Regions from separate parts of the Homo sapiens genome. Here region 2 is linked to region 1. A link is a contact called in ENCODE Hi-C or POLR2A ChIA-PET data. All regions are on one chromosome and are shown on one strand. The core of a region is the stretch at or near the end of the contact, and the rest is flanking DNA. Distances in the headings are between cores, read along the strand shown. Region 1 has its middle 49 kb from the start of LINC02971. Region 2 has its middle 24 kb from the start of LINC03108.

The links. Hi-C counts contacts between places; a loop is a spot of excess contacts on that map. ChIA-PET counts read pairs that join two places held with the same protein, here RNA polymerase II (POLR2A). Pooled maps may share reads with other maps.
Region 2: a map of CD8-positive, alpha-beta T cell shows a loop between it and region 1 (4-fold over the local background). The contact joins two enhancer-like sites. A Hi-C loop is called at or near these places in 16 of 168 maps with a recorded cell type or tissue (CD8-positive, alpha-beta T cell, PC-9, Right ventricle myocardium inferior and 11 more) and 17 of 50 pooled maps. POLR2A ChIA-PET finds 5 or more read pairs at or near these places in 6 of 52 experiments (CD4-positive, alpha-beta memory T cell, CD8-positive, alpha-beta memory T cell, Panc1 and 2 more).

Annotation. Positions count from the first base shown.
Region 1 is chr1:234,905,842-234,910,861 of GRCh38, forward strand. No RefSeq gene overlaps it. Among named protein-coding and RNA genes, the nearest start is that of LINC02971, 49 kb to the right of the region's middle. Within about 2 kb of position 2,215, at least 4 of the 41 ENCODE cell types and tissues checked have a DNase peak (open chromatin) inside an H3K27ac peak, as active enhancers do.
Region 2 is chr1:235,002,675-235,007,799 of GRCh38, forward strand. No RefSeq gene overlaps it. Among named protein-coding and RNA genes, the nearest start is that of LINC03108, 24 kb to the left of the region's middle. RefSeq lists an enhancer at 3,563-3,622. Within about 2 kb of position 1,958, at least 2 of the 41 ENCODE cell types and tissues checked have a DNase peak (open chromatin) inside an H3K27ac peak, as active enhancers do.

The sequences.
Region 1 (5,020 bases), core at 965-3,464:
AGGGAAGACCACTCCCCCGGCTCTGGCTTAGTGCATCCCTGCTAAACATTGTATCACTCCTTGTCTAAAATACAAGCTCTAAGGCTGCCTTCAATCAGCTCCCTGTTTTGAAATGAGATAAACAAATGGTGGAGAGCTTTGTTCTGTAACAAATCCTAATCTTTTTCTCTACTCTAGCACCAGCCAGTTGGCATAAAGGTTATAGACGATGGAAGGCAAAAGAGAAAATCATGTCAATAACTTTTTTTTTTTAAATGGAGTCTTGCTCTGTTGCCCAGGCTGGAGTGCAGTGGTGGTCTCAGTTCACTGCAACCTCTGCCTCCCGGGTTCAAGCGATTCTCCTGCCTCAGCATCTCGAGTAGATGGGACTACAGGCGCATGCCACCACGCCCAGCTAAATTTTTTTTTGTATTTTTAGTAGAGACGGTGTTTCACCGTGTTAGCCAAGATGGTCTCAATCTCCTGACCTCGTGATCCACCTGCCTCAGCCTCCCAAAGTGCTAGGATTACAGGCGTGAGCCACCTTGCCCAGCCAATAACTTCCAAACTCTTACCCCAGTGTCCAGCACCAGGACGGTGGCCACGTACATGCCCCCTACCAGGCCAAGAACTTTGTGTTAATAATTTCATTTAATCCTGTGAACCCTGGGAAGGAGATGGAAAAGTATTAGCATGCCCAATTTTCAGGTGAGAAAATGAAGGCTCAGAGAGATGAAGTGAATTACCCACAGCCTCACAGCTAGTGAGGGACGGAATCCTGATTTACACCCAGCCCACTTAGCTCTGAACCTCCAGCCCAGACCACTCAGGGAAGTAGGTGAAGAGTTAAATCCCTAACAGTCTAGAATGAATACGGTGATAAGTTTCTTAGATGTTCTCCCTTACTTGAAAGATAAGAGCAGCAAAATGGTACTAAGACCCTGGCAAGAAAGGTGGTTTTTGTTTCTCTCTTCATGCCGCCCAGCATGAAGACTGAATGCAGAAAGAGGAAGAGGACCATGACAAGGGCCACTTTACTGCAGTCACTGAGGCACTCGGGGGGGGGCATTTCACGTGCATCCTTGTCACACACATTGTCTAGCACCTGGCGTGCACCAAGTACCACTCCAGGTGCCACAGCAGAAACCTTCTCCTCCTATTCTATATCCTCCTATTCTGCATGGAGCCAGTCAAGGAAAATGTCACTATAAGGAAATATTGTCACTCTAAGGAAACATGTCACCCAGCCTGTGTCTTAAAGAACTAGCATTCTGTGTGGAAAAACATCTGGTTGATTCTACAAGCTGGGAAGACAAGAAGGAACATCATCCAACCACATGCTTCCTCCCTGAGAATTCATTTTCCAGCAAAGGATACACTTGGCCTTGGGGTTCGCCAGCCTGGTGGCCTGGGTGTGGGTCCTGACCTAACCATTATATTTCTTCAGCTGTTTTCTCCCAGAATCACAGCCATCTCCAGAAAGGCTGGCCGCTTCCTAAGTACAGAACCATACATTTCCAAAGTCCTCTGGTGGGATCAGGCACTCAGATTCCCAGACCAGCACTGTGACCACTGTTTCCATTGCTCCCTGGACACCCGTATATTCCAGCGTTTGAAACTTTGAGCTTTGGAACATCAGACCTGTTTCTCATCTTAAAGAAAAAGTTACATAGGAAAAATGAAACCATTGCCCTGAGAAATGCAGGAAAAAAACAAAAACAAACAAACAAAAAAACACCTTGAGCCTGAGAAGGTAGGAAGAAACAAAGCTAAGATTCAAACCGAAGTCTTCTAGCTCCACAACTCCTGTTTTTTCTAACTGTTTCTTTTCCTGCATAGCATCTTCTTGATCAATTTCTCAACTACTGATAAACCCATGTCACAGGCTTCAATGGCACTGTCCCAGCTGATGTGAAAATCTGTTGGTCTGGTATTTCATGGCCTTCTTTAAAAAAAAAGAGAGGGAGAGCCGGTCTCGACAGAGACCTCGGTAGATGCCAGACTCTGTGCTGGGTGCTTTCTACGCCTTGTCTCCTTTAAGTTTCATGAGAGCCTCATGAGGTCAGGACTATTATTTGGTTCTATTTGGGGGGGTTGCTAGAATTCGGAAATTGCCTTTGCTTTTTTCTGGGTGCCAAATCACTGAACCGCTGAACAGGACTCTGGTAATGCTAGTATCTGGAGCTAATGAGTAACTTTATCACAGAATGCCTGAGCAGCTGGAATAAGTGCTGGGAGGAGACACAGGTCCCGGCCCAGGAAAAACTCTTGTGGTTGGCAAATAATGCAGGATCTTTATGGTGGAAGATTTAATTTCCCTGTATGTGTTTTTTCTTACTTAAAAAAAAAAAAAAAAAAAAAACTTTCAGCACTTAATGCCCCATCACAGCAGCACAGTATGCGTGTCGTGCTAACATCTGGAAATACTTAGTGGTATTACAAACAGTTAAGGAGTTCACCCAGATAATCACATACAAATTGGACTCTAACCCAGATTCATAGTAGTGCGTATCAAGAGTGAAAGAGCATTAAGTTCCTGACTGCAATCTTCTCCTCTAGAGCTGAAACAGACATCGTTAGTTCAGGTTCCTGAGCCTGAAACAGGCTTGGAGGTCCTGGGTCTGTTTCCTGCTGGTAGACTCAATGGAATCCAGCAGAAATGAGGCCACAGGAGCCCAGGCTAGGCAGGGCCCTGGATGAGACAAGGTGTGACCCAGACAGACTGGAGGAAACTCAGTCTAGGGTATGAGAGCAAATGTGGGTCTATAGGCAGGGGATAGAGGGGAAGCAAGGGGTCAGGACCAATGGACAGCACCAAGCACTAGGGCTCAGGGCCAGACCATCAGCAAGAGCTCGGTGGCTGGGTCATCAGAAGCACAGCAAGCCACAGTCAGGACACAGGCCGGGAACACGATGCTAAGGTTAAGGCCCTTCCTGGCAGGTGCTTATGGAGGGGGGCTGTTAAACCCACCGAATGCAGACCCAAGTGGGGCTGGATGTGCACACACAGTCCCCTGCCACTCGCCGCTGCCTGCTGGGCCTTCTCCACTGTGGCTGTTACGTGTCTCCTCCCAGCACCCTCCGAGGCCGCCTTCTCCTATATTTCCAAAGCCAGTCTGTGTGTGCAGGCCCCTTGCCTCCAGAGGCTCCAGCTTCATCTCAAGAATCATTCGCTCTCTGTTCCAGTTCACCCCAATGCACCTCGCCTCCCATTTCTATTGCGAACAGAGCTCTCAGAGCCTTTCAGGGACTCCTGTGGCCATCACCAAACTGTTGGCCAAAGAACACAAAGGCAAACGAAGTACAAAGCCCCCTCCTCTTCCAGCCCTCTCGGCCCCCCACCCCACCCTAACTTGACAGTTGCTCTCTAGTGTCACAGAGTCTTCTATTTGCAGAAAGAATGCTAGGAGGATACACTGGGCTACTGGATATATACCCATGCAATCCCTTAACTACAAAACTAACCTCCTTTTCTTCCACAAACCTCCTTATAGGTTTATTCCAGACTCAGCAATTAACACCACTGTCCACTCAAAGCTAGAAACCCAAGGGCTACCCCAAACTCCTCCTCCCTCACTTCTCCCCATATCCAAACAAATACCAAGTCCAGTGATTTTTTTAATTCTAAAAACTTCTCACAGTTGTGCCCTCCTATCTACCTGGGCTCCACCATGACTCACATACCTGTGACAATAGCCTCTAAGTTGGACTTCTGGCCTCTAAGTGCTTCCAGGACAATCTTTCTAAAATATGAATTTTATAGTGAGCTTCCCTTCCTTGGAAGCCTTCACTGATCTCCTATGGGAGATGGATGGCATTTGCTCCTCATCAGAAATCCAAGACCCTGGGAGATATCAGTCCTTTATCTCCTCCAGCCTCCTCTTTCTCCCTGGTTCAGATCAGAGGGATTTAACCAGGACTGTGAATAGGCTGCAAAGTCCATCAAGATCTACCAAGATCATGTGCACAATGCCGGGCATATGTGTGCCAGAAATGGAGAGACTCCCAGTAGCTTTCAAATGTCTCTCAAGAGTCCATGGCCCAAACACAAGGTAAGAATCCTTCATATGGCATTCCTCCACAAGCTAGGCCCTGCTATCAGAAGTTTTCAAACATTTCACCATGAGCCACAGTAAGAAATAGATTATCCTGGTTTTGTTTTTGTTTTTGTTTTTAGGAGACAGGGTCTCACGCTGTCACCCAAGCTGGAGTACAGTTGTGCAATCATAGTTCACTGCAGCCTCAAACCCCTGGGCTCAGGCGATCCTTTCACCTCAGCCTCTCGAATAGCGAGGACTGCAGGCAGGCATCACCATGCCCAGCTAATTTTTTAATTTTTTGTAGAGATGGGGTCTTGCTATGTAGCCCAGGCTGGTCTTGAACTCCTGGCCTCAAGCAATCCTCCTGCCTCAGCCTCCCAAAATGTTGGGATTATAGGTGTGAGCCACCACACTTGGGCAGAAACAGATTATCTTTACACATAAGACAGAACGAAATTTTCACAAAAGAGTCCTTATTCTTACTACATTGGATATACTCTGACCTCTACTATTCTAGCTATTTTTTTAATGCTGACTGTGACCCATTAAACTGATTTTACAACCCACCCACCAGTGGATTCCAACCTGCAGTTTGCAACGGAGGTCTTGATATTGTATTGTCTTTATGATTCTCGGTTATTTTGTGTGCTCTTGATTATTTTTGGCCTCACAACCAGATTATAAGTTGCAACTGGATTGTAAGTTCCTTAAGGGCAGGGACCATGATTTATACATGTTCGATATTGCTTGTAGGACATAGTAGCCACATTAGAAATATTTTGATTCACTGAAACAAGAAAACATCTGGAAGAAAATGTGGGAAAGTCCTGAAACAAAGGCTTCTTGGGACAGAACTTGCCAGCTATTTCATGCATGGAGATGTAAAAATAATTATTTGATGAATGAGTATTCACTGGTTTGTACCTGTGGATGCAACAGGGTAGAGTCTGTGTGGTGGTGGCTCAGTGCAACCACAGCTTACATGAATCTATTTCCTAGGA
Region 2 (5,125 bases), core at 708-3,207, 97 kb after region 1:
GGCCCTGACCTTGGAATATTATTAGAATGTTTTTTAAGGAGAGGGGAGATCTCTATTTGGGTTTCGATTATTGTTCAACACTGATGTTACAATGATAGCGGCTGTGGTGAGTCTCCCTGACTGATGGGACAATGAGGCACAGAGAAAGCCGGGGCAGACAGTGGGAGTGGGATGGGGAGAGTGAGATCCCCACAGCAACCACAGCACATGGCAGCACACAGACTCCACCACCCTAGAGCTGGAGTCGGGATTCAGTGGACTGGAGTACAGTGGCACGATCTTGGCTCACTGCAACCTCCACCTCCTGGGTTCAAGCGATTCTCCTGCCTCAGCCTCCCCAGTAGCTGGGATTACAGGCGCCCCGCCCGCCACCATGCTTGGCTAATGGTATGTGAGAAAATGTAAATCCAGAGTCCTGAGTCATCAATCCTGAATTAGAATACACCACCTGTACTTCTCAAGACCTACCAGGAATTTGCATTTGTTCCATCTACTAGCATAAAATACAAATCGCTGAGGGGTCCTTAGAAGGAGCATCTGAGTCCATTTTCTGTTGCTTATGACAGAATATCTAAAACTGGGTAATTTATAAAGAAAAGGAATTTGAGCCAATCACAGTGGTTCATGCCTATAATCCCAACACTTTAGGAGGCCAAGGCCTGAGGAACACTTGAGGCCAGGAATCCAAGACCAGCCTTGGCAACATAGGGAGACCCCATCTCTATGAAAAAAGTAAAAAATTAAAAAAATTAGCTGGGCGTGGTGGTGCACACCTGTCGTCCCAGCTACTCAGGAAGCTAAGGTGGGGAGAACACCTTTAGCCCAAGACATTGAGGCTGCAGTGAGACATGACCACACCACTGCAGCCCAGCCTGGGTGACAGAGCAAAACCTGTCTCAAAAAAAAAAAAAAGAAAAAAAGAAAAGAAATGTATTTCTTACAGTTATGGAGACTGAGAAGTCCAAGGTCAAGGGTCTACATCTAGTGAGAGCCTTCTTGCTGTTGGGGACTCTGCAGAGTCCCAGGGCAGTGCAGGGCATCACATGGACAGGGGGCTGAGTGTGTTAGTGTACTCAGGTCTCTCTTCCTCTTCTTATAAAGCCACCAGTTCCACTCCCATGATCACCCATTAATCTGTTAATCCACAAATGGATGAATCCATTCATGAGGACAGAGATATCATGGCCCAATCACCTCTTAAAGGCCCCCTCTCCATACTGCCACTTCAAGGATTAAATTTCAACATGAAAGGGGAAAAGCATTCAAATCATAGCAGGGAGGTATCTCTAAATAGATCTAAGAGGGCTCAAGACACAGGGATGAAGAGCTTTGAAAGCTATAGTCTTATTCCACTAATGGTGCTATCGTCCTGGCAGTTTTGAGATTGCCCATGGGGACAGTTTATTGACTATTCTTGATGATTAAATAAATAATAACTACTTATTCTTTCATGGTGGATATGATTTGTGGAGGCAACCAAGAGAAGACAGTAGAGTATAGAGGTGAAGAACTTGGATTCTTTTGGAGCAGTGGTTGGTGTCACTGGAATAAAGTCTCCCAAGGGACTGCTGTAGTCTACACATGGCAATATCACTGCTATGGCTTGAATATTTGTCCCCTCCAAAATTCATGTGGAAATTTAACTACCATTGTAACAGTATTAAGAGGTAGGATCTTTAAGAAGGGATTAGGCCGTGAAGGCTCTATTCCCACATGTAGGATTAATGCCATTATAAAGGATGAGCCTATCCTCCTTTTCTCTCTTTGCCCTTCTGCCTTGGGCCATGTGAGGACAAGGCATTGCTCCCCTCTGGAGGATGCAGTGTTTAAGGCACCATCCCGAAATCTGCCACTCCTTGACATTGGACTTCCCAGCCTTCAGAACTGTGAGCAAATTAACTTCTGTTTTTTATAAATTACCAGTCTGTGATATTCTAACAGCAAAAAATCAACTGAGATAATCACTTCCTCTCATGTTACCTTGGTGAAAACCAGCCCATGGTTCCACTAGATAGAGGGACTAGCCATGTACCAGAAAAGAAGATGAAAGCAAGTATTGAGAAGCACAACCCAAGGAATGGATCACTCCGGCCCTGTCCAGGACTCATCCTCCCAATGGAATCAACGGCAGGGAAGCATGGTGACCCTTTTAAAACAAATATGTCTACATTGGTAACCTATCAAATCAGTGAGAAAACAGGTCTGTGGTATCCCAGATGTCTCAAGTGTGCAGGCTTAGGTTTAGCTATTTATCCAAACACCAAACCCCCAAACACCAAACCCTCCGTTGAGTCTGCCCAAAATTCCACTCAGGATGCTCAAAAATTCTGCTCATGTGGTTCTAGGCCACTGCCCCCTTACCCACCCCAGATTGTCCCATGGTCCTGCTTTGGTAATTGCTATAATGCAATCTGCTTTTCTTCCAGGTGTGTGCAACCTATATTATGTATCTGTGATGCAAATCATGCAAAGAACCAGGTGGCTACTTTCCATTTTATCTCATGCTCTCAGCTGATATTAAACAGACCTATCTGATTTTCTTTGTCTGCATACTTTCAGTTCTGTTTTTGGTGCTTACCTATTATTACTTTTATATTTCATGCTTCATGTTACCACTCATCAATTTGCTCTCCTATCTTATGTCTATAAAATATCTCCAGATATGTAATAAGGAAGCAATACATGAGTGGCCTCCGGGGAATGGAACTCGGTGGATATAGGACTGTCTAGAAGGGAGATTTGAGGACATTTTAAATGTTGAACTACATGAGCAAATACTTAATCAAAAATACTTTTTTTTTTTTTTTGAGACAGAGTCTCCCTCTGTTGCCCAGGCTGGAGTGCAGTGGTACGATCTCAGCTCACTGCATCCTTCGCCTCCCGGGTTCAAGCGATTCTCCCGCCTCAGCCTCCCAAGTAGCTGGGATTACAGGCACCCGCCACTAAGCTTGGCTAATTTTTGTATTTTTAGCAGAGATGGGGTTTTACCACATTGGCCAGGCTGGTCTCAAACTCCTGATCTCAGGCGATCCACCTGCCTCAGCTTCCTAAAGTGCTGGGATTACAGGCATGAGCCACCACACCCGGCCTCAAAAATACTTTTGAAACAATAATAATGAAATTAATAATGTTCATTGTTGTGATAAGTCTAGCAAGGAGATCTTATTGGTAAGGAGAATGGGGAAAGAGGAACTATCTGTGACCTGAAATAGAATCCCAGAGAGAAAAAGAGAGTTGCTTAAAGAACATATTTAAAAACATTTGTGGTATGATATGGAATGTGACCACCTTCCTCCCACCTCCACCAAGAAATATTCAGGAAAAGCTACAAAACCCATCAACGCTTTGGGAGTAAAGGATGTGGAGAAATTGGAACTTTCATGCACCGTGGGTGGAAATGGAAGATGGCGCAGCCGCTATGAAAAACAGCATGAAGCTTCCTTAAAAAAATTAAAGATAGAATTCCTATATGATCTTAAAATTTCACTTCTGGGGCTATACCCAAAAGAACTGAAAGCAGGGTCTCAAAGAGGTATTTGTGCACCCATGTTTACCATAGCAGCATTATTCACAATAGCCAAAAGGTAGAAGCAACTCAAGTGTCTATTGTCAGAGGAATGAATAAACAAGATGTGGTCTATCCATGCAATGGAATATTATTCAGCCTTGAAAAGGAAGGAAATTCTCACACATGCTATAATGTGAATGAACCTTGAGGACATTATGCTGAGTGAAATAAGCCAGTCACAAAAGAACAAATGCTGTATGATCCCACTTACATGCGGCATTGAGAATAGTCAAATGCATAGAAGCAGAAAGTAGAAGAGTGGTAGGGGGTGGCTGGTGTGAGGGTGGGGAAAGAATGGGGAGTTAATGTTTCCTGGGTATAGTTTCAGTTTTGCAAGATGAAAAGTTGTGGGGATGGATGGTGGTGATGGTTGCAGAACAATGTGAATGCACTTAACCCTACTGAGCTTGCACACTTAGAAATGGTTGCAGTGGTAAATTTTATGTTATGTGTGTTTACTACAGTTTAATTTTTTAATTTAAAAAATACTTTATATGCTGTGTGGTGTGTGTGTTTGTCTGTGTGTGTGTGTGAGAGAGAGAGACAGATGTTGGGTTGCTTGGGGGTGGGGGCATTGGTGGGTGATAATGTATTAAGCCTAGATGCAAAGCAAGGGCAAGATGACCTGTAACATCCGTGTGACATCTCTAAGGCAATCCTTTGGCAAATGACGAGCATTGCTCAGGTAGTTTATTTGGCTCCAAAAGTATCTTGAACCTCCTCCAGCAGTGCTGCCAACTCCTGGCACCCAGCATGGTGTTGTGTGCTTCTTAGTTGATAGAAAAAATCGCCTCCCTTGGAGGATATATAGTGTGGCTTCTGACATCTTCCTTGTTTGTCTTGGAGTGAGATTTCCCTTCCTTCCCTTCCCACATCTGCTCAGTCATTCAGCCAGTAACTATTCGTCCGTGCACACCATGGGCCAGGCTCTGTGCTAGACACAGGGGATTGAGAGGTGAACACAGCAGTTGCTGCCTGCAGGAGGCTCCCAGTCCAGCAGGAAAGACAGACAAGCAGACAAGCACCTGCCACAAAGCAGGAGGCACATGATGATGGATGGCACCAGGAGCTAAGGGGACATGGGGCATTGCAACAACCCATGTCCAGAGTCATCTGAAGGGCATGGAGAGTGTCCCCAGAAGTGGGACACTCACAGTCCAGCTGAGATCTGAGCTCCTATGGAAAATTCAGAGTTATTCCTGAAAAAATGAAATAAAATAAAATAAAATAAAAAAGCCAAACCTTAGAGGGGAGATTAGGGAATAAGAATACAGAGGTGCAGCTACTCAGAGAACAGCACTGTGGGGTCTAGAAGAGATCCAAGAGAGGACATGGTGTCTTTAAGGAACAAAGAGAAAATAGTAGCACTAAAGCACGGAGCACCAGGGGGACTGTGCTGAGGCAGGCAGTCCCCAGGCACTGAGGGTCTTAGCATCTGTTTAGGAGCAGCCGGTCACCATGCCAGGGACAGTGGGAAACATTTGAAAGTACTCAAACAAAGGAGCACCCTAAGGCCATTTGCAATTCTAAATGAACAACGGAACTGCACCTTGAGTT